Regions from separate parts of the Homo sapiens genome. Here region 1 is linked to region 2. Evidence: chromatin loops called from intact Hi-C (ENCODE). Cell type or tissue: PC-3. All regions are shown on one strand.

What was found. Hi-C counts contacts between places; a loop is a spot of excess contacts. Peaks named below come from ENCODE experiments on the same cell type or tissue, not always from the same donor. Only the 100,000 strongest peaks of a DNase experiment are listed, where the experiment ranks them.
Region 1: it touches region 2 in a loop (2.6-fold over the local background); 1 of 110 quality-filtered maps calls a loop at or near these places.

Annotation. Positions count from the first base shown.
Region 1 is chr1:195,852,581-195,857,580 of GRCh38, reverse strand. No RefSeq gene overlaps it. Among named protein-coding and RNA genes, the nearest start is that of LINC01724, 230 kb to the left of the region's middle. In PC-3, no CTCF peak of the experiment used is centred here; no DNase peak of the experiment used is centred here.
Region 2 is chr1:196,000,042-196,005,041 of GRCh38, reverse strand. No RefSeq gene overlaps it. Among named protein-coding and RNA genes, the nearest start is that of LINC01724, 86 kb to the left of the region's middle. RefSeq lists an enhancer at 1,809-2,309. In PC-3, no CTCF peak of the experiment used is centred here; a DNase peak (open chromatin) is centred at 1,921; H3K27ac peaks cover 1,720 bases.

The DNA of each region.
Region 1 (5,000 bases), 150 kb after region 2:
GACAGTGTTCCTTGGAAGCTATCTTTTTTGGACTTAGTCTGTTTTAGAATGTTTGGGCTTTCTGTATCTGTATGTCTACATCTCTCCCACATCTTGGGAAGTCTTCAGCTATTATTTTTATTAATTTTTTTCTATGCCTTTTCCCATGTCCTTTCCTTGCAGAATTTCCAAGTTGGAAATTTGTTTGCTTCATGTGATCTCATGTCATGTAGGCTTTCTTCATTTTTTTATTCTTTTTTTCCTCTGGCTCAGTTTTTCTAAAAGATTTGTCTTCAACTTCCAAATTTTTTTTTCTGCCCAATCTAGCCTATTGTTGCAGCCCTTAATTGTATTTTTTATTTTATTTATTAAATGTTACATTTCCAAGATTTTGGTTTGGTGCTTTTTTATAATATCTATTTATTTTGTTGAATTTCTCATTCAGATAGTGAATTGTTTTCCTGATTTATTTGGATTGTATGTCTGTGTCTTCTTGTATCTCACTGAATTTCCTTTAGAACATTATTTTTATTATTTTTTTCAGACATTACATAGATTTTCTTTTCTTTGGAGTCTGTTGGGAATTAATGTGTCCCTTTGGAGATGTTATGTTTCCTTGTTTTTTCATATTTCTTGTGTCTCTACATTGATATCTATACATCTTGGGTAACAGTCACTTCTTCTAATTTTATCAAGTACCTTTTGTATGGTAAGACATTGCCCTGTAAATGTATTTATAGTGTTGGTTGAGCAGGGTGCATTGGCTTTGTTTCTAGCGGGATGCAGGAGTGTAGTCTCCATATGATTTTTTTGGCTGTAATCAACATCAATGCTGTCTGCATATCCTTCAGTGGCTTAGGCTGCACTTCTTTGTGGAGGCTGTGGCATGGCTTTGCTGGGGATAGGGATGCCAGGTGTTGCAATACTTGGGATCCTAGTGGGCATACATGGACACTGGAAGTAGTGGTCATGGATCCTGGATGAGCTGATCATTGGATTCCTGGACAGTGTGCAGAAGCATGCAGCAGCCTTGTTCCTGGAAGGTGTGGGTTTGTCAGGCAGTAGTGGCGGAAGGTCCTGGGTTGCATGGTCATTGATTCCCTGGGTGGCAGGCCTGGGCACTGGCAATAGCAGAAGCAGCCTGAGTGAACCAGTCCCCAGGTCCTCAGGTGGAGTATATAGGTGTGCAGTGACTCCACCACTGGAGTGGGTGAGGTCACTGCCAATGGTGATGGCCCTGGGCAAGCAGTTCTCAGGCTCTGAGGAGAAGGCACTTCTACTTTCTATATCCTGTGGGTAACCTTCCTAATGTGCTGGACCATCTATTCCTCATGGTTTAGTGCTCTGCATGGGCTCAGGTGCCAGGGATATGACTGCAATGCTGGGTCCAGCTGGTGTTGTAATGAAGAAACCCTCTGGGTGGATGTCGGGGATGTCAATGGGGCCTTAATGATACAGATATGCAGGGGCTATTGGGCTGCAGGACAGGATCTAGTCTGATGGTGACTCCATTCTCAATATGATGCCATGCTGCCTCTGCTAGAGTTCTGGGAATGGAGCGGGGGCCCGATGTGAATTCCCTCTCTGAATGTAGATGCATGTAGTCAGGCAGCTCCCTAAAATAGGCTCAGGGTCTGTGAAGGCTGAGGGGCTCTCCTGTAGCTAGGATTGCAGGTATCTATGTGGAAAGGTGAATTGTTAGGGACCTCCCACTTACCTTTTTCCCACAATGGGGAAATCCCTCTTGGCTCCACGCTGATGCTGATACCAGCTGGCTGCTTTGCTTCCCTTTCCTTGCTGTCCTCTCAGATTTCCATGCCTCAGAGGGTGTTTGTCACTTCCTTGCTGAATTATAGTGTACTCTCTTTAATCTCTTAGATTCCATATTCACCGCGTGATTATCTACTTGCTGTTTTTGTCCTTTCTTTGTGGAGGGAGTTAGTTCTGGGTGCCTCTAGTCAGTCATCTTAATCTGAATCATATTTTATTTAATTATTGATATAGTTATGTTTAATCTATCATCATGTCATTTATTTTCCATTTCTCCCAACCAATCTCCATTCCCTTTTTCCTCTTTTCTACCTGTCAATATTATGTTGACTACTCTATAAAGACCATCTGTTGTTCTCCAAAATATTTCTTCTGTTTACCTGTATCCTCTTTGGTACCCTGTTCTACAAATTCTATTTGATATGGAATCCACAGACTCAGCTCCAGCTCCGTAAGTCAAGGAGTCTATGTATCTTTGACTCATATCTTCCTTTACTTGGAAACTCTATCAAGGTGGTAAATTAAGTAATTGTAAGGCTCAGTTCATTTATTTCCCATTTCTGAGAGACCACTGTCCTTCATTGCCTGATATTCAGTATCTCAAAAATTGTTTCATGTATTTTTGTTTGTTTTGTTTTCCTTGATCTGTTCAGGGAGAGGCTGAGCCTGATCTCTATTAGATCATGTTGGCTGGAAATGGAAGCTGAACCCAGACAATTTTACAATTTTGACAATCCTTCCCTTTTTCTGTCCACTTTCTTCCACCTATTTCCAGGCATTATTTTATTTTTGCCCAAACTAGTTTGGGAAAGAGTAGAGAACATAAACATAAATAGAAGATATTAGGTCATATGTGTAGTGTCACCCAACTGATGAACTAAAATAAGACAGTGGTTTAGCGTATTGCGCTGATCTATTTTCAAACATTGATTTGATCTCCATTTCAAAACTCAGTCTTTTGTTCCAATATCAGAGAGCTCTCTAGGTTATTATTTGCTCAGCATATTTTAAATCAAATATTAATTTTTGAAAAAGAGTAAGTATATCTATTGTTTAGTGGTTAAGATTATGACCCTTAGCATTTGAATCCTAGCTTAAATAAACAGGCAAGGTTTTTGTTATTCTATATTCTTTTTCCTCAGTAGTAAAACAGTGATATACATTGTGCCTATTTCCTAAGGTTTCTGTGAAGTTTAGATGAGTAAAATGTAACATAAGAAACAAAATAAATTAGCATTACCCTCATAAAATAATTTTACAAATAGTCTCAACAGCATTGAAAACAATGTATTCATCTTTACAATGTTTCAAATGTGTATTTTCTAAAACTATGTAAGAATAAGTGCACTAAACAAATTACATATGAAATCTCAAATTCTATCTATCCTAGTGTCACCAGGGCTTATTCTTAAAGGAGACATCCATAATAATTCTCTGTATGAAATAGTGTCTTTCATAACAGCCAACCTCAATTCACCTCCTTTGAAATGGTGTTTTTGCTCAATTTTCCTTGGTTCTTGTGACTGTAGGGAGCTTATCACAGCAGGCTTGCAAATAAGAAACAACATTTCTCTCTTCTTGGTCCATTACGTATAAAATTGTGATGTTAAAATGCTTTTTGAATCTCTTGGATTAGTGTAAATGATGATGGCTTGAAGTTTTCCTGTAATTTTTAAAAAGACTTTATCTTTTTTTTAGAATAATTTTGAGTTCACAGAGAAGTTGCAAGGAAGGAATAAAAATTTTCTATATATCCTCTGAACCCACACATGCCTAGCCTCCTCCATTGTCAACATCCTTGCCAAAGTGGAATATTTGCTGCAATTGATGAACCCACATTGACACATCTTTGGAAATTTTCAAATATCATTTTCTCCAAAATGAAATAATGATTCATAATGACTCACTCAAGGCAAAATGGATATGTTACTAATGAGCATTTTCTTTAATTGAATGGGTCCTATTATTGCAAAATAATGCTCATTATTCTTTGGCAAATCTATGTCAATACATATTTTTGTGGATTCTTAAAGAATAAGGATTTAAGCATATGCAGAAGCACAAGAAGTTAGATTTCTTTTTAACATAAACAGAGTAACACAACAAAACCCAGCAGACATCAGTGAATCTTCAACTGTGAATAAAGATTGCATGGAAGTGTATTATTAATAAAGTCAAGTCATTTTTAATAATAATATTGAATGTCACTATATGAGATTGGCAATAGTGAGTCAAGCTTTATTGCTAGGTTTTTAGTGAAAATCAATTGGAAACCTTGTCATCACCATTGTGAAGTAGTTAAGTAATAAATATCATAGTGAATTGAAGAATCAAGTAATCTGTTGTAAACAGATTATTGTCACATTACATTAGTATCATTAATTACATTACATATTATATTAGTATTGCATTGTTAGTATCACTAATGTGAAATTAATGTGATACTATCACATTATATTACTATCACTAATTATTATCATTATAGTGCACTTCATGAGAGTGTGATTGTAGGCCAACATATTAGTGGCTTATTATGTCTACATAAAAAGCTTGTAGAGAAAATAATTAATTATGATCATGATCATCCTCAGCAGCAATAGCAGCAAGGATAACAGGGTATTCTCACTTTAATGCAAAATTCTCACTTCCTTATTCTGAAGGAAACCTCCTAAAGATACCTAAAATATGCAGAGACAGATGGATAGAGAGAGAGAGAGACAGACAGAGAATGGATTTATCTAATATTAAAGTTTTACGTATGTAGGTAGGTAGATAGATGATAAACAGGTGCTATGCATGTCATGTGTGTTCTTTTAAGTTAACAGATACTTATTTTCACTAATTTTCAAACAGAAGCAAAGTTAAAGACCTATTTAATAATTTTCTTTTTTCCTTTTATTTTGCATTAAGCAAGAAAGAATAATGATTTTAAGTGTTCTAGTCAGATTGGAATCACTCTTGTGGGGATTGAGAAAAGACGTTCTGAAGAAACAAATGCAGGAGTCTGTTCTATGTGAATTAAATATCTGCTTATTTTTTTACCCTAATTTTAAGTATCTTAAGAATTTTGTTAACATTATTTTATAACATCACAATTAAGAACATTTAGCAATGTGTAAAGAAACAGAAGTTTTAAAAGTTTTAAATATTTTAAAAGTAGTAAGCATATAATAATACAGCCTATATCTCAGTATTGTGATAAATACTGTATAATTTACCCATGAATGGTGTAAAAGAAATGGTAGACACAG
Region 2 (5,000 bases):
ATTGTAGAGCATGTGTGTTTGAACAATATGAAATGTGGGCACCTTGAAAAAAGAACAGGATAACAGCAATTGTTCAGGGAATAAGAGAGAGAACCTTAAACTCTGACCACCAGTGAGCCAGGCAGAACAGAACCATATTTCTCTTCTTTCAAAAGCAAATGGGAGAAATATCGCTGAATTCTTTTTCTCAGCATGGAACATCCCTGAGAAAGAGAATATGCGCCTGGAGGTATAGGCTTATAAACAGCCCCCCCAGGTGCGCCTGTCTTTTATGGTTGAGGCTGCAGAGATGAAATAGACTCCAGTCTTCCATAGCGCTCCCAGGCTTATTAGGAAGAGGAAATTCCCACCTAATAAATTTTGGTCAGACCAGTTGATCTCAAAACCCTGTCTCCTGTTAAGGTGTTATCAATGACAATGATGCCCGAAACTTCATTAACAATTTTAATTTTGCCTTGGACCTGTGGTCCTGTGATCTCACCTTGCCTCCACTTGCCTTGTGATATTCTATTACCCCCTGTTAAGTACTTGATGTCTGTCACCCACACCTATTCACACACTTCCTCCCCTTTTGAAAATCTCTAATAAAAACTTGCTGGTTTTTGTGGCTTGTGGGGCATCACGGAACCTACCGACATGTGATTTCTCCCCTGGACGCCCAGCTTTAAAATTTCTCTCTTTTGTACTCTGTCCCTTTATTTCTCAAGCCGGCTGATGCAAAGGAAAAATAGAAAAGAACCTACATGAATATCAGGGCAGGTTCCCCCATAAATATAAAGTTAACCTTGTGAATGTAAGTTCAGTAATGTTAAGTGTTTCCATGATCTAGTCCTGTGATTATAATAGACTAGAGAATTATAATTTTCATTTTAGAAAACTGGAATCGTGCTGCAAATTCTATAAATGAGATATCTTACATCTTTTCCTATTATTCAGTATTACCCAGTATTAACCGTGAGAGGTAAAGATATCTTTAAGAAGGTCAAAAATGAATATTTAACCTATCCACGAGAACATCTCAGATGAAAAATTTAGTTCAGATGGTCTATTCTTTTCTTTTAGAAATATTTGATAATACTAATAATTGATCTGAAATTTCTTTACAGCTGTAAATAATTTAGATAAGAACTTTTGATAGTTGGGGTTCAGTATGGCCAAAAGACAACACTTTTAAAACTCCGCAGCAGTAAAACATCAAGAATTTAATCCTGATGAATTAGTGTGGTTCTCCAACATTCACCCCTTAGAAAAATACAATATTTAAACCTCAGTGATTATTACTCATGTCAAAATAAACAATTACTTTCTACCTGGATAGTCAAAACCATTCAAAATCAAATATTAACATGGTAAATAAGAATCTATCACAGGCAATGATAGTTTTACTGCACAAAAACTATAGGTACACATATCTAATATTTATCACAGTAAGTTTGTGGAATGAATATTTTAATTCCTTTTTTACACTGGAGTAAAGGTAGAGGTAATATTAAGATGTTAGTATAATCAGAGGTTGAGAAAAGTTTCCCCCAAAAGAATCAACTAGATGTAGAAAAAAAAATTTTCTCCACCTATTTATAATAAATATTTTGAAAGGACTTCAAGGAAAATAAATTATCTTTGTATTTTGGATTTTCCTTCATAGAAATAGCTAAACTGTTAGGATTGGTTTAGGATAACAGCGTGGCATACTAGAATAGAGCCTAATAGCATTGAATTTAAGATACTACTTGCCCGTGATCCTTGTTCAAATTACTTAATGTGTCTGCAGTACAGATTTGCTTATAGAGCTTGTGACACTGACACGGATAGGTTGTCTTGAGCACTAGTAGATGAAAGGTATGTAGACTCTGGGTGTTAGACCTGCATATTAGTCAGCGTTCTCTAATGGAACAGAACTAATAGGATAGGTGAATACATGAAGGGGAGTGTATTAGGAAAAGTGACTCACACCATCACAAGGCGAAGTGTCACAATAGGCTGTCTGCAAGCTGAGGAGCCAGGAAGCCACTCCAAGTCCCAAAACCTCAAAAGTAGAGAAGCTAACAGTGCAACCCTCAGTCTGTGGCCAAAGGCCTGAGAGCCCCTGACAAAGCACTGGTGTAAGTCCAAGGGTCCAAAACCTGAATGTAGGGAGATCCCCTGAAACTATTGCTATGGAATAAAAGATGAAATGCTCCTGATTACTGTAAATACAAAATTGCATGCAGGATTGTGTAAAGACAACGCCAGGTTGGACTGCCAGAACAAGCCAACAGCATGTGATGTGCTTCCCCCTGCAGAGAGCCTATGAATGCACGTGCAGTCAGGGAGGTTTCACATCACCAAGATTCCTATCCCAGAAAAGCAGATGTTCATAGCTCTGGGAATGGAATGCAACCCTTGTGGAGAGCCTGTAAAAGGACGCATGGGGGGTGCCTGTCCATATGGATAAGATAGGGCTATAAAGGCCCTCATCTTGCCATGGCTCTTCTAGGCCTCTTTAGGGTTAAGGCATACTCCCTTAGAATTTCTGGTCTAACCGGTTGTCTAGCTTCACGGCCTGTTTCCATGGATTGTTTGTAACCACCCTTTGTTGCAATTATTACTGCTGATTAATATCTTGCTAATCATAGGTTATGGCAAGATTGTGTTTCTGTTTTAAGGTTCTAAGGTGACGCACACACTATATTGTAAATTCTTATCTCTGTATACTGTACTTCTACATACAAATGTACTGTACTTCTACATACAAATGTTATGTTAAAGAATTACTTCATCGCCATGTGACCATCTCACCTCATAATCAAATGACCCTAAATCCCTCACTAACCGAAACCCACCCTCACTAAACTTAATAATAAATGCTGGTATATCCAGTGCATCGTTGGCACTATGGGACCAGAAGGTGGTGACCCCCCTGGACCCAGCTTTCACTATCTTGCGTGTGTCTATTATTTCTCAACCTGCCGATCCACCTGGGAACAAAGAGAGAGCCCCGTTGCATTGCGGGCTGCTGGTCAGATCCCGCAATGCCTGAAGAACTTGGAGTCTGATGTTCAAGGGAAGGAAGCATCCAGCACAGGAGAAAGATGGAGGCCAGACAATTCAGACAGCCTAGGCCTTCCACATTCTGCCTATTTGTATTCTGGCTGCACTGGCAGCTCATTAGATTGGGCCCAACCAGATTGAGAGTGGGTCTGCCTCTCCCAGTCCACTGACTCAAATGTTAGTCTCCTTTGTCAACACGCTCACAGACACACTCAGGAACAATACTTTGCATCCTTCAATCCAATCAAGTTGACACCTAATGTTAATCATCACAAGTCCATCCCTTGTCAACTTGAACCCATACACATCTCCTGAAATTATAGATATAATCTTCAAATAAAGACAATAATAAGGTCATAATTATGCCTAACATAATCCAGCTATCCTTCGTACAACCAGAAGCACACTAATCTTTAACCTAAATGCTATTACGTAAAGTTAACAACACTTAAATGTTGATATGAAGTCAATAAATCTTATGTCATATGATAAAGAAAAAGGAAAGGAAATAAAATGTAGATATTTTCTTAGCTCAAGTGCATACATGCACAAACATGTTCTTAACAAAATAAGGAGGAAATACTCATGACAATTACCATCCTCGTTTCTGCAACTGGTCACGTGGTCATAGCTGGTACTGATGACTACCTTCTACTACTCATTCTGTACTGCCTTTGCCTTCAGCAAGCACCTCTGCAGATCATGGTTTTTCACCTAGTGGAGTAACCCAAACCTTCATTCCTGAAGGGTCTGGGCCATTTGTAGTGCTGCCTTGATTGGGTTGTTGTAATTTCCCATTGACCTTAATCAGAGGGCATGGTAATACTAAGAGATGCCCTAAGGGATCTCCTGTATTCCACACATACTCTTTCTTACATCTATTGTGGAGTAGTAGACTGATTTCGTTTTGATAGTCTGGGTCAGTCACCCCAGCCAACACCGTAACTGTCTTCTGAGCCTGTTGACTTAGAGGTAGGAGGATCCCAAAGTGACTAGGTGGCAATCATAACTTCCAGTTTAATGAAATCACAGTTGTGTCTCCTGGTGGCAGCATTTTTCCCTCTGGAACTAAGACCTCTATACCAGCAGGATGTAATGTCACAGAAACAGGAAGCAAAAATTTTGCTTGTGGGTCACTAGGGGTGATGGTGAATGGTGCCACTTCCACTTCTACCCCTTGATTACTGAACCCATGAATCCTGGTTCTGGAAGAAACAGTACTATATATTGGATGCTGATTCAGAACATACACAAACTTCTGGAGAATTTTGCCCCAGCCCTGCAAAGGATTGTTACCTAGTTGGAATTGTAATTGTGACTTCAAAAGGCCATTCCACCATTTTATCAATCCAGCTGCTTCAGGAGGATAGGGAACATGGTACGACCAATAATTCCGTGAGCATGAGCCCACTGCCACACTCCTTTGGTTGTAAAGTATGACTGCCTTGGTCAGAAGCAATGCTGTATGAAATAGCATGAAGGTGTAGAAGGCATTTCGTGAGTCCACGGATAGTAGTCTTGGCAGAAGCATTGAGTATAGTATAGGCAAATCCATATCCACAGTAAATGTCTATTTGGGTGAGGACAAACCTCTGCCCTTTCCATGATGGAAGAGGTCCAATATAATCAAGCCGCCACCAGGCAGCTGGCTGATCTACCCAAGGAATGGTGCCTTATTGAGGAACAAACCAACCACTTCAGTGTTGGTCTTTGCTACTGGCAAACTGGGCACTCAGCAGTGGCCATAGCCAGGTCAGCCTTGGTGAGTGGAAGTCCATGTTGCTGAACCTATGCGTAACCTCCATCCCTGCCACCATGGCCATTTGTTCATGGACCCACTGGGCAATGACAGAGGTGGCTGGGGAAAGAGGCTGAGTTTTTGTCCACAGAACAGGTCATCCTATCCACTTGGTTATTAAAATCCTCCTCTGCTGAGGTCACCCTTTGGTGAGCACTCACATGAGACACAA